2 separate regions of the Homo sapiens genome follow, and region 1 is linked to region 2. Evidence: chromatin loops called from intact Hi-C (ENCODE). Cell type or tissue: heart right ventricle. All regions are shown on one strand. Each heading gives the region's core, and the rest is flanking DNA. Links, peaks and the distances in the headings are about the cores only.

Region 1 (5,369 bases), core at 300-5,299, 64 kb after region 2:
ATGAAGCCTACAGTAGGATCCCATTTATACAAAAGAAACTTCATGGAACATGCGCCACACACTAAGCAGCTGATTACCTCTGGGGAGCCTAGTTGGGCTGAGAAATTAAGGGCTCACTCTTTATACAGTAAGTGCTTCTTTATTTTCTTTTTTTTTTTTTTTTTTTTTTTTTTTTTTTTTGAGACAGGATTTCACTCTGTTCCCAGGCTGGAGTGCAGTGGTGTGATCTTACCTCACTGCAGCCTCGACCTTCCCAGGCTCAAGCAATCCTCCTGCCTCAGCCTCCTGAGGAGCTGGGACCACAGGTGCGTGCTGCCACGCCTGGCTAAGTTTTTAAATATTCTTTGTAGCAACAAGGTCTTACTGTGTTGCCTAGGCTGGTCTCAAACTCCTGGGCTCAGGAGATCCTCCAGCCTCAGCCTCCCAAAGTGCTGGGATTACAGGTGTGAGCCACCACACCCAGCCTATATTTTATAATTTTTAAAAACAAAAATGGGTCTCTGTGTCAGTCCCATTCACTGAAGGGCAAACAAACAGCTTTAGGATGCCCAGTATGCACAAAAGACCAAAGAGAAGGCAGCCTCTGGGGTAGAGGAACACTGGAGTAAGAAGCAACATGGAATGCTGGTCCTGCTGCAGGAAGGCCCCTTAGCCACCTGAGGCACACTTCCTCCTCCGCTGCCCTGACAGAACAGGAAGGTTGAAAAGGTGTATACACATTCTCAAAAGCAGCCTGCCCACCACAATAGGGCTGCAATGGGGCTTCTGGGACGCCATGCCCAACAGACTGGTCCCCACCCCTTCATTTGGGAGGCTGAGGTGGGCAGATCACTTGAGGCCAGGAGTTTGAGACCGCCTGGCCAACATGGCGAAACCCCATCTCTACAAAAAAAATACAAAAATTAGCCAGGCGTGGTGGTCACACCTGTAATCCCAGCTACTTAGGAGGCTGAGGCAGGAGAACTGCTTGAACTGGGGAGGCAGAGGTTGCAGTGAGCCGAAATCTTGTCACTGCACTCCAGCCTGGGCAACAGAGCGAGACTCTGTCTCAAAAAAATATAAATAAATAAAGGTAAATGTTATGTTATGTGTATTTTACCACCATAAAAACAAAAGACTGCAGAGAGTCATTCTGGTCCTTGAGCATGAATTAATCAGGAAGCAGCAGTTTGGTTGCTGCAGTATTCCTGTAAGGTGCTAGAGACAAGCAGGAGTGCCCCGGATCACTTTCCCCACCTCAGGAGGACAGAGAACCACTGTCCCTGCAAAAGGCGTCACCAACTGTTTAAGAGGCAGATCCCAAATAGGGACCACCATGGGGGCAGAGCCTTAAGCATCACCTGGCCCCTAACCCAGGAGGAAACCTGTGCCCCACAGCATGCACATGGATGGGGTGTAGAAACAGCCCACAGCTGACCTCACTGACCTGCCCCCACCAGCCCAACACACATGAAGACACATGAGTGGGGGGAGCACATAGGGTGTGTAGTGGGCCTCACTGGGTTTCAATCCTGTTGGTTGTGTGATTCTGAGAAAGTCACAACACAGGTAAAAATGCCATCTCACAAAGTCAAGAGGGTTAAATGAGATAAAATCTTGAAAGAACACAGCACAGTCCCCTGCACAAGCAGGTGCTCTATGCATGTTCATTGCCTTGCCTCTTCTTCCAAGTCACACAAGGATGCCTTCCCTTGTACCCTGTACAGTTAGCCACTCTCAGGACAGGCATAGGACAGGGCAAGCATTGTTCATCTTTGAATTCAAAATCCCACCGGCTCAACATAGTGCATTCAAATAGTCAGATAATTATTAAATACATATAAGTTATAAGTGCCACTGCAGTTCAGAGGCTTCTGGGCCAGCTTTGTGGCAGTGGGAAGATCTAGGTTAGGTTTCAAAGGGTATATTGGTCTAAACCATGAGCAAGAGAGAAGGGATGCTTTGCAGGGCCAAAGGCCATGCTGAGCACAGAAAAGGAGGGAGTGGGAACGGCAAAGTAAGTAGAGACCTTGGTAAGAGAAAAGACGGGAAGAAGCCCAGTCAGTGAAGGCCTTGAACACCAGGCTACATTTATAAATCATTCTTTTTTTTTTTTTTTTTGTGATGGAGCTTCGCTTTTGACACCCAGGCTAGAGTGCAATGGTGCAATCTTGGCTCACTGCAACCTCAGCCTCCCAGATTCAAATGATTCTCCTGTCTCAGCCTCTCTGGTAGCTGGGATTACAGGAACCCACCACCATGTCCTGCTAATTTTTGTATTTTTAGTAGAGACGGGGTTTCGCCATGTTGGCCAGGCTAGTCTCGAACTACTGACCTCAGATGACCCACCCACCTTGGCCTCCCAAAGTGCTGGGATTACAAGTGTGAGCCACCGCGCCTGGCCCTATTTATAAATCATTCTAAAGGAGATGGGGAGTTCCAGAAATTTTCTGGTAGAGTTGTCCAAAGTTTTGGAAGGTTCCAGAGTGTAGAAAGGGAGGGAGAATATGAAGGAGGAGACCAGCTAGGTGGTATTGAACTGGTCTAACTTACAGCCTCAAGCAATGGTCCAGGCATGACCAAGGGCTGGACTAAGTTAGAGGAGGAGAAAACTAAGAGCAAACACATGCTAAACACATTATGAAAACAAACAAAAAACTCTCACACAGATACTACGCTCTAAGGCCAAGAGAGGTCCCAGAACCTCCATGGCAGTGTGGCTCCTCCATCCATTTGCTCAGCCCCTTCCTGACCTCCGTTTCTTTTGCTGTTGCTCACCCTAGAGCAATGTCTTTATGTTCAAAAAGCATTTATGGAATTGAAATGATTGCATCTCATGGGCACCTTGTCAGAAATGTGCCATCACAAGTGACATTTTCGGGTGTCATAGTTAGTCTCTCATCTGCTGGTGGATCTGATTTGCCCAGCTGACAAGTGAGAAGACTGTGACACCAACAATTATAGAAACAAACTCAACCTAGAATCTGGAAATCAAGCTGTTCTCTCCACCTCTTCTATCATACTCAGCAGACAATATGGTGGTCACCGGCAGAGGGCCCTCACTTCTCAAACCACAGCAGCTAGTGGGAACGGCAGGACCCCAGACCACACAATTCCTTTTTTTTTTTTTTTTTTTTTTTTTGTTTTTGAGACAAGAGACTTGCTCTGTCGCCAGGCTGGAGTACAGTGACGACATCTCTGCTCACCTCAATCTCTGCCTCCCGGGTTCAAGCGATTCTCCAGCCTCCATCTCCCACGTAGCTGGGATTACAGGCACACGCCACCAAGCCCAGATAAATTTTTTGTATTTTTAGCAGAGACAGGGTTTCACCATATTGGCCAGGACAGTCTTGATCTCCTGACCTCGTGATCCTCCTGCCTCGGACTCCCAAAGTGCTGGGATTACAGGCATAAGCCACTGCGCCCAGCCTCTTCTTTGTTGTTTTTTAAGAGATGGAGTCTTGCTCTGCCACCCAGGCTAGAGTGTGTCCAGAATTGGTGGGTTCTTGGTCTCACTGACTTCAAGAATGAAGCCATAGACCCTCGCAGTTAGTTTTACAGTTCTTAAAGGCGGCGTGTCTGGGGTTTGTTCCTTCTGATGTTCAGCTGTGTTCTGAGTTTCTTCCTCCTGGTGGGTTCGTAGTCTCGCTGGCTTCAAGAGTGAAGCTGCAGACCTTCGCGGTGAGTGTTACAGCTCTTAAGGCAGCGTGTCTGAAGTTGTTCGCTCCTACCGCCTGGAATTGTTCATTCCTCCCAATGGGTTCGTGGTCTGCGCCAGCCTCAAGAGAAAAACTGCAGACCTTTGCAGCCAGTGTTACAGCTCATAAAAGCAGTGGACTCATGGAGTAAGCAGCAACATTTGTTTCAAAGAGCAAAAGAACAAAGCCTCCCCCGCACGAAAAAGGACCCAAGTGGGTTACCACTACTGCCTCTGGCCCCACCCACATCCTGCTGATTGGTCCATTTTACAGAGAACTGATTGGTCTGTTTTACAGAGACCTGATTGGCCTATTTTGACAGGGTGCTGATTGGTGCGTTTACAATCCCTGAGCTAGACACAAAGATTCTCCAAGTCCCCACCAGATTAACTAGATACAGAGTGCTGATTGGTGCATTTACAAACCTTGAGCTAGACACAGAGTGCTGATTGGTGTATTTACAATCCCTTAGCTAGACATAAAGGTTCTCTAAGTCCTCACTAGACTCAGAAACCCAGCTGGCTTCACCCAGTGGATCCCACACCTGGGTCACAGGTGGAGCTGCCTGCCAGTCCCTGGCAGTGCGCCTGCACTCCTCAGCCCTTGGGCGGTCGATGGGACCGGGCGCAGTGGAGCAGGGGTTTGCGCTCCTTGGGGAGGTTCGGGCCGCATAGGAGCCCACGGCAGGGAGGCTCAGGCATGGTGAGCTGCAGGTCCAGAGTCCTGCCCCGCAGGGAGACCGCTGAGACCCGGCGAGAATTCCAGCACAGCACTGGCGGGCCGGCACTGCTGGGGGAATGGCACACCCTCCGCAGCTGCTGGCCTGGATGCTAAGCCCCTCACTGCCCGGGGCCTGCGGTGCTGGGCCCGCTGAGCTCACGCCCACCCAGAACTCGCGCTGGCCCGCAAGCGCCACGCGCAGCCCGGTTCCCGCCCGCGCCTCTCCCTCCACATCTCCCTGCAAGCTGAGGGAGGCGGCTCCGGCCTCGGCCAGCCCAGGGAGGGGTTCTCACAGTGCAGCGGCGGGCTGAAGGGCTCCTCAAGCACAGCCAGAGAAGGCATCGGGGCTGAGGAGGCGCCTGAGAGCGAGCAACGGCTGCCAGCACGCTGTCACCTCTCAAGAGTACAGTGGCACAATCATAGCTCGCTGCAGTCTCCACCTCCTGGGCTCAAGCAATCCTCCTGCCTCAGCCTCCAAAGTAGCTAGGACTACAGGGAGTAGCACTACCACACCCAGCTAATTTTTAAATTTTTTGTAGAAACAGGGTCTTGCTATGTTGCCCAGGCTGGCCTCAAATTTTTGGCCTCAAGCAATCCTCCTGCCTTGGCCTCCCAAAGTGCTGGGATTACAGGCATGAGCCACCACTCCCTTATACAGCCTTTCAAAATGGCAGGTAGAGAAAACAATGCATATGATTCTTCTTCAAAATATCACTGGGATTCAACACAAAAGAGCATATACTGTATGACTCCACTCATGAACTTCTAGAAGAGATAAAAGATCAGTGGTTCCCTCTGCAGTGTGTTGGAGGAGAGGATTAACTGGGAAGGGACCTGAGGGAGCTTTCTGGGGTGAGGTTGACAGTGCGTATCTTGATGGGGTAAGGTGACAACATGTAAGCATGTGTCAAAATTATAACAAAATGTATGCATTTTACTACAAGTAAACTACCTCAGTGAAAATCATTAGAA
Region 2 (5,369 bases), core at 298-5,297:
TATTCATTTCTGTATCCCTGAAAGTTTTGACAAAGCTTTGAATCATCAAATTTCAGACCAATAAACCATTGCTGATTTAAACTATGGGCTCTGGGATGCCTTTGGATAGAAGGGAGCTTCTGTCAGCTCCTGCTTATGCCCCAGACCAGACTTCCTATTCCCAGTGACAGGGTCCCCAGGGAGCTGCTGTCCACACAGAATCTGGCCAGAGCCCAGCTACCAGGCTCTGACGTCTTCAAAGAACACACACCTCCAGTTTCTCCTGTCCCCACTCCCATCCCCACCCCAATCAGTTCACTTTCTTCAGTGGAAAGTGCATATGGTTAGACTATTGCTGGGGCATGGGGAGGGGGGCTGGAGAGGCATGACCACACTGAGGTGACTCTGCCAGGATGACTCCATTTCCGCTCCTGAAAACAATTTCAAGGGAAAGGCTCAGGGATGGCATAGAGTGGGAGCATCCTTTTTGTCTTCTCAACAAATGGGACTTAATGTAAGCAAACAAAAAGGGACACAAGCCAAAACACCAGCCAAGGCATGAGGTGAAAACATAGGGGTGAAGCTGAAAGCTGCCGGAAGGGAAGTCTTTGGTGCCCCTGGGGGTAGAAGTGAGTGTCAGCAAGCTACCAACCAGGCTGCACCACTCTCAATGTGTCTTTCCTCCCATCCTCCCAGGGAGACCGGCTCCATCCAGAAAGGCAGATCCTGTGGTGCGGGTAAGCCGACTGAGCCCTCGCACATGTTGGTAAAAAGTACCAGAACCACACTGCTGGGTCTGTCTTTTGGCGGGTTGAGGGGGATGGGGTGGCTACGGATGGCTGGAGGGCAGCCAGAAGACAGAAAGCCCCCATACGGGAAAGGAAGGAGTACAGTGGGGAAAGGAGGGGTAGGCATCAGCTGGATTCTCTTTGCAGTTGGCCAGGGTGCTACTGATGGCAAAGGTGCCACTGGGTAGGCTGACCATGCCTGCGAATGGCACTCTGAAAGGGAATCAGAAGGTGGGCTGGGGGCAGGCAGATATGCACGGATGAGCTCTATCACCCACTTCCCTATAGGCACAGGGGGACTTTGGAAAAGCTAGTGTGGAGCCCAACCTCCCCCTTCCCCTCAATCTGGCTGCAGCTCTGCTTCCACCATCCTCAGGGCAACCAAAGGGGCAGTGGGCTTTGGCCAGCAGCTGGTAATCAGAGCCATGGGTTCTACCTCTGCCAGGACCCCCAACCATGCCTCACAGGCAGGAGGTGTTAGGGAGGCACGTCTGTGTGGCCCCTTTACCTTGAAAGCTTTTCAAGTGCTAACACATTCGATCTACTTTTCCATAATGGAAAGGTTAAGGCTGTACCCCACTCCACCCCCAAGCCACAAACAGTCAAAAGCCAGTTTAAGTCCTTCCTGGCTGGGCCCTCACCCTCTGTCATCTGCAAACCTTTGCTTCTCCAGTTAAACTGCAGGCTCCCTGAGGGTAGGGCCAGGACTGACCCTGTCCCACTTCTCTGAAGAGCACCAAGAAGCATCCTGATACCACGATGGTGCAGAGAAGTCTGTTACCGCTCTGGCACCCCACACTTAGCTGAACCTCCTCTCAGCCTAGCCGCATTGATATGAGAGCTGCTACCAACTCACAGGCTGGCAAGGCAGCCAGTGACCTGTCACCTCCAACCCCATTCTTGTCTCATGGTGGGAGCAGCACTTTCTCTCCTGGGGGAATTGTCAGAGTCTCTGGGGGAGTCTTAAGTTTTCTAAAGTATATTCAACATGCAAATAAAAGTACTTTCTTTCTCAAAGGGGCTAAAAAAAGGTTGACCCAATGCAATGCTACTCCATGCTCTAATGAAGAAGATTGAAAACAGGGTGTGTGGGTGAGGATGCGAAGCAACTAACATTCTTGGGTGCTGGTGGCTGAGAACACCCAAGAGCCCAGTGGAGCCCATTCCCCACCACACAGCAACCTCACACCCCGGTATGAGGTGGATACATATGAAATTGCTAATATTTGGCCATTTTTGACCAACAAAGATGGCACTTTCACATATTCAACTTAATATATTCCCATTAAAAAGGAATATATATATGCTCAAGAAAAGTCAAGTGCTAGATGCTCATAGCAGCATTTTTCACAGTACCCCCAAACTGCAAACACCAAGTCCCCATCAACAGTGGGAGGGGTAAATAAACTGTAGTGTGTTCACACAACAGGACTTGGCACAGCAATGGCAACGAAAGACCTAGAATCACAGGCAACAATGCGTGTGACACCCACAAACACAGCAGAGGCAACAGAGCACTCTGGATGAAGTTCAGGAACAGAGAAGACTCGTCTATGCTGTGAGAGCTCAGGCAAGTGGTCATCCGGAAGGTGGGAGGTTTTGGGTGTGGTCATATTCTGTTTCTAGATGCAGGGGCTGGTTACATGTTCAGTTTGTGAAAATTTATCAAGTTGTATACACTTTTATGTGTGATTTCCTGTATATATATTATAATTCAATTAAAAGTTTAAAAAAAAGAAAGGGCTAGGGATCCTGTTTATTCCATTGGTTCACCCTGTTACAGAAGCCAAGCCACCCACAGCTGAATGCTGCCTGCTGTCCTCTGCTGGGCAGCCGTTACCAAAGGTAAGAGCTCTTCAGGAACACTGCAAATCTGGAGAGGAAGAACACTCTCCAGCTGGGTTATCAACCCCCATCTAGGAGTAGCACCCTTATCTGAAGCCCATGCTTTTCACAGCTGGACCAGGAAACTGTCCAGCCAGGCAGAAGCTTGTGAGGCATCTCAAGGCCCTGTTCTGCTCAGGTCCCCATGGCCAGCACACACTGCTACTGCCAGACCAGCAGGGGGAGGCCTCAGAACATGGTGCTGGCCACTTCACACCTTGGGCTGATCTCATGGGCTCAGGATTGAGAGCAGACAGGCAAGAACCCCAAGTTCCATTTTACAGATAAGGTGGTACATGCCCACAATAAATTAGTACACCTGTCTGAGGTTAGCAGCAGGACTGGGTAAAAGCTAGGAGGAGCTGGAAAGTGTGGAGGGGTGATCCTGATAGGAAAGCTTGGAGGTGAGGGCAGGGTGTGCGGGGACAGGCATCCTCAGGGTAGAGGTGTGGGCCACAGCCAGTGAAGAAGGCTGTGTCTGCCCTCAGCCATGGTCCCCACACAGTCAGCAGGGACAGTGCAGTTCACACCCCTTGTGATAACTGTGCTTGCCATGCGGTAGGCTAGCCACCCTGCTGGGCCCGCCACCCTGCAGACAGGCCTCGGGGTCAGAAAGCTCTACCACAGGACATGCTTTGTGAGAAGAAGCCACCATTTGTTTTCCTAACATGAATTCCTGGGGGTATTGAGGTAGGGGAGTGCAGCCCCAGAAGGAAGGGCTGTGGTAGAGTGGGGTGTATGAGGAAGGTAAAGTGCATGCACACGTGTGTGTGTGTGTGTGTGTGTGTGTGTGTGTGTGTCAGAGGGAGACAGAGAGACAGAAGGATATTGGGTGGGCAGAACAGGGACGAGGGACAACCCTAGGGTAAACAGGGGAAGGCCTCCCAGAGTTCCTCAGAATTAACTACATTCACTCATTCATTATAAAGAAATACTGAACACCCGCTCTACACATTACACTGCTCTAGACCCTGGGGACAGCATGTCCCTGGGTTCTTAGGGAACGAAGAATGAGGCAGACAAAAGAAATGTTAGCAAAGCCAGTCTTGAAGACCACAAAAAAGGATGATGTGAGACAGAGAGTGTGTGTGCTTAAAACCAGCTGGAGGCCTCCGAGGCACCTGTGAATGAGGAGGAGGAGTCACTGCTCTGAAAGCTGGGGAAAGACCTTTCAGGCAGAGGGAAGTGAGCACAGGGAATGGACAGAGGCTCCTCTCCAGCTGCACACCTGACCCATCTGAGAGCCCGGCCTGCCCCGGCACTCCACTTCCTGCATTCTCCGCTGCCTCTGCCTGGTTGCCTCCCTTTGCCCTTGCTGGAGCCCCACGCCCAGCCCTAGGTTTGTCTCTCCTCTTGGCTCCTGCAGGCCCTTGTCTTGCCTCTGCCACAGCACTAATCACCCAGGCTGGATGTGCCTGTTGACTTATGTGCCTTCTGTGTCACCACGTGCTCTGTCTAAAACCCAGGTCTGCACACATCCCAGCTCAGAGCCCTTCGATGTCTTCCCACTGCCTACAGGACCAAGCATGCCTCCTCAGCATGCATGGCCACTGGCCTCTGGGCATCCTTCTGGTCCCATCTCCTGCCTGCTCCCCCACCCCAAGCCCTGCCCCCAACATTCTTCATTACACCCCCTTCCCCACATAGTGGTCTCTACAACATGTCCACAAATTATTTGATCCTCCTTTCTTCAAGAGATGGAGTTTATTTCCCCTACTCTTGAGGCTAGGCCTGGTGACTCCCTTCTAACAAATAGAATATAACAGAAAAAAATGGTATGTGACTTCCAAGGCTAGGTCATCAAGACCTAATCTTGATGTCCACATGGTGATAAACTCAGGTCTCTTGCCAATAGTCATCAAGGAACTGAGGCTTCCTGCCAACAGCCATGTGGGTGCACCATGGTGGAAGTGGAGCCTCCAGCTATAGTCGAGCCTTCAGACAATGCAACCTCAAGAGAGACTCCAAGCCAGAATTGCCCAGCCACCTGCTCCTGAATTCCTGGCCCACAGAAACTAAGAGATAATGAACATTTTCCGTTTGAAGGTATGTTTTGAGGTAATTTGTAACACAGTGAGTGATAACAAATACAACCCAAATATGCCAACTGCTCTCTTTGATGCGTCTGGGCCTTTGCACATGCTATTCTCCCTGCCTGTGAAGTCTCTCCCACTGACTTTTCCACCAAACTCCCCATCATTCTTCAGGGTCCAATGGAAATGTCATCTCCTCAGTGAAACATCCCTTAACACCATCCCCAGCCCCTTACCTTGCTCCGCCTGACCCAGAGTTGGCCCCTGCCCTGTGACCTCACCAAACCCGCACGTAGCTCTAACATGGTTCTTCCTACTCCAAGTTTTCTCAGAGGCCTGTTGAGGCCACCCTACCTGCCTTTGTGAGCAGCAGAGGGATGGCACCCAGAAAGCTTCAGGAAGGCTCTGTTAACTGGCTGGAGAGCCATCAATTAGAATTTCATTCCAGTGGGATGAGAATTTTTTTTGAAGTATTTTGCACCAAATATTTTAAATGTAGAAGTCTCCATTTTTTTTTTCCTCCAAATGGTGGGAGAGCATGAGGACTCATCAATAAGAGACTTCATCTTACTCTGTTCCAACAAATTGGGCAAGGGGTCCAACCTACCTGGATCAGAGCAAGCACTTTGTCCTGTACAATGGTGGGAGGGTTGTTCTTGGGAGATATAATTTTGACCAGAACACT

The links. Hi-C counts contacts between places; a loop is a spot of excess contacts. Peaks named below come from ENCODE experiments on the same cell type or tissue, not always from the same donor. Only the 100,000 strongest peaks of a DNase experiment are listed, where the experiment ranks them.
Region 1: a loop joins it to region 2, with 1.9 times the contacts of the local background. A loop is called at or near these places in 6 of 110 quality-filtered maps.

Annotation. Positions count from the first base shown.
Region 1 is chr17:17,952,230-17,957,598 of GRCh38, forward strand. The region is part of intron 1 of TOM1L2 (target of myb1 like 2 membrane trafficking protein); the gene reads right to left. Among named protein-coding and RNA genes, the nearest start is that of TOM1L2, 17 kb to the right of the region's middle. In heart right ventricle, for the core only: no CTCF peak of the experiment used is centred there; no DNase peak of the experiment used is centred there; H3K27ac peaks cover 1,435 bases.
Region 2 is chr17:17,888,370-17,893,738 of GRCh38, forward strand. It overlaps TOM1L2 (target of myb1 like 2 membrane trafficking protein), which reads right to left. Exons shown (of 15, transcript NM_001082968.2): 4 at 5,292-5,369. Among named protein-coding and RNA genes, the nearest start is that of SREBF1, 54 kb to the left of the region's middle. RefSeq lists enhancers at 440-941, 2,582-2,731. In heart right ventricle, for the core only: CTCF peaks have their summits at 2,821 (motif pointing right) and 3,020; a DNase peak (open chromatin) is centred at 2,834; H3K27ac peaks cover 407 bases.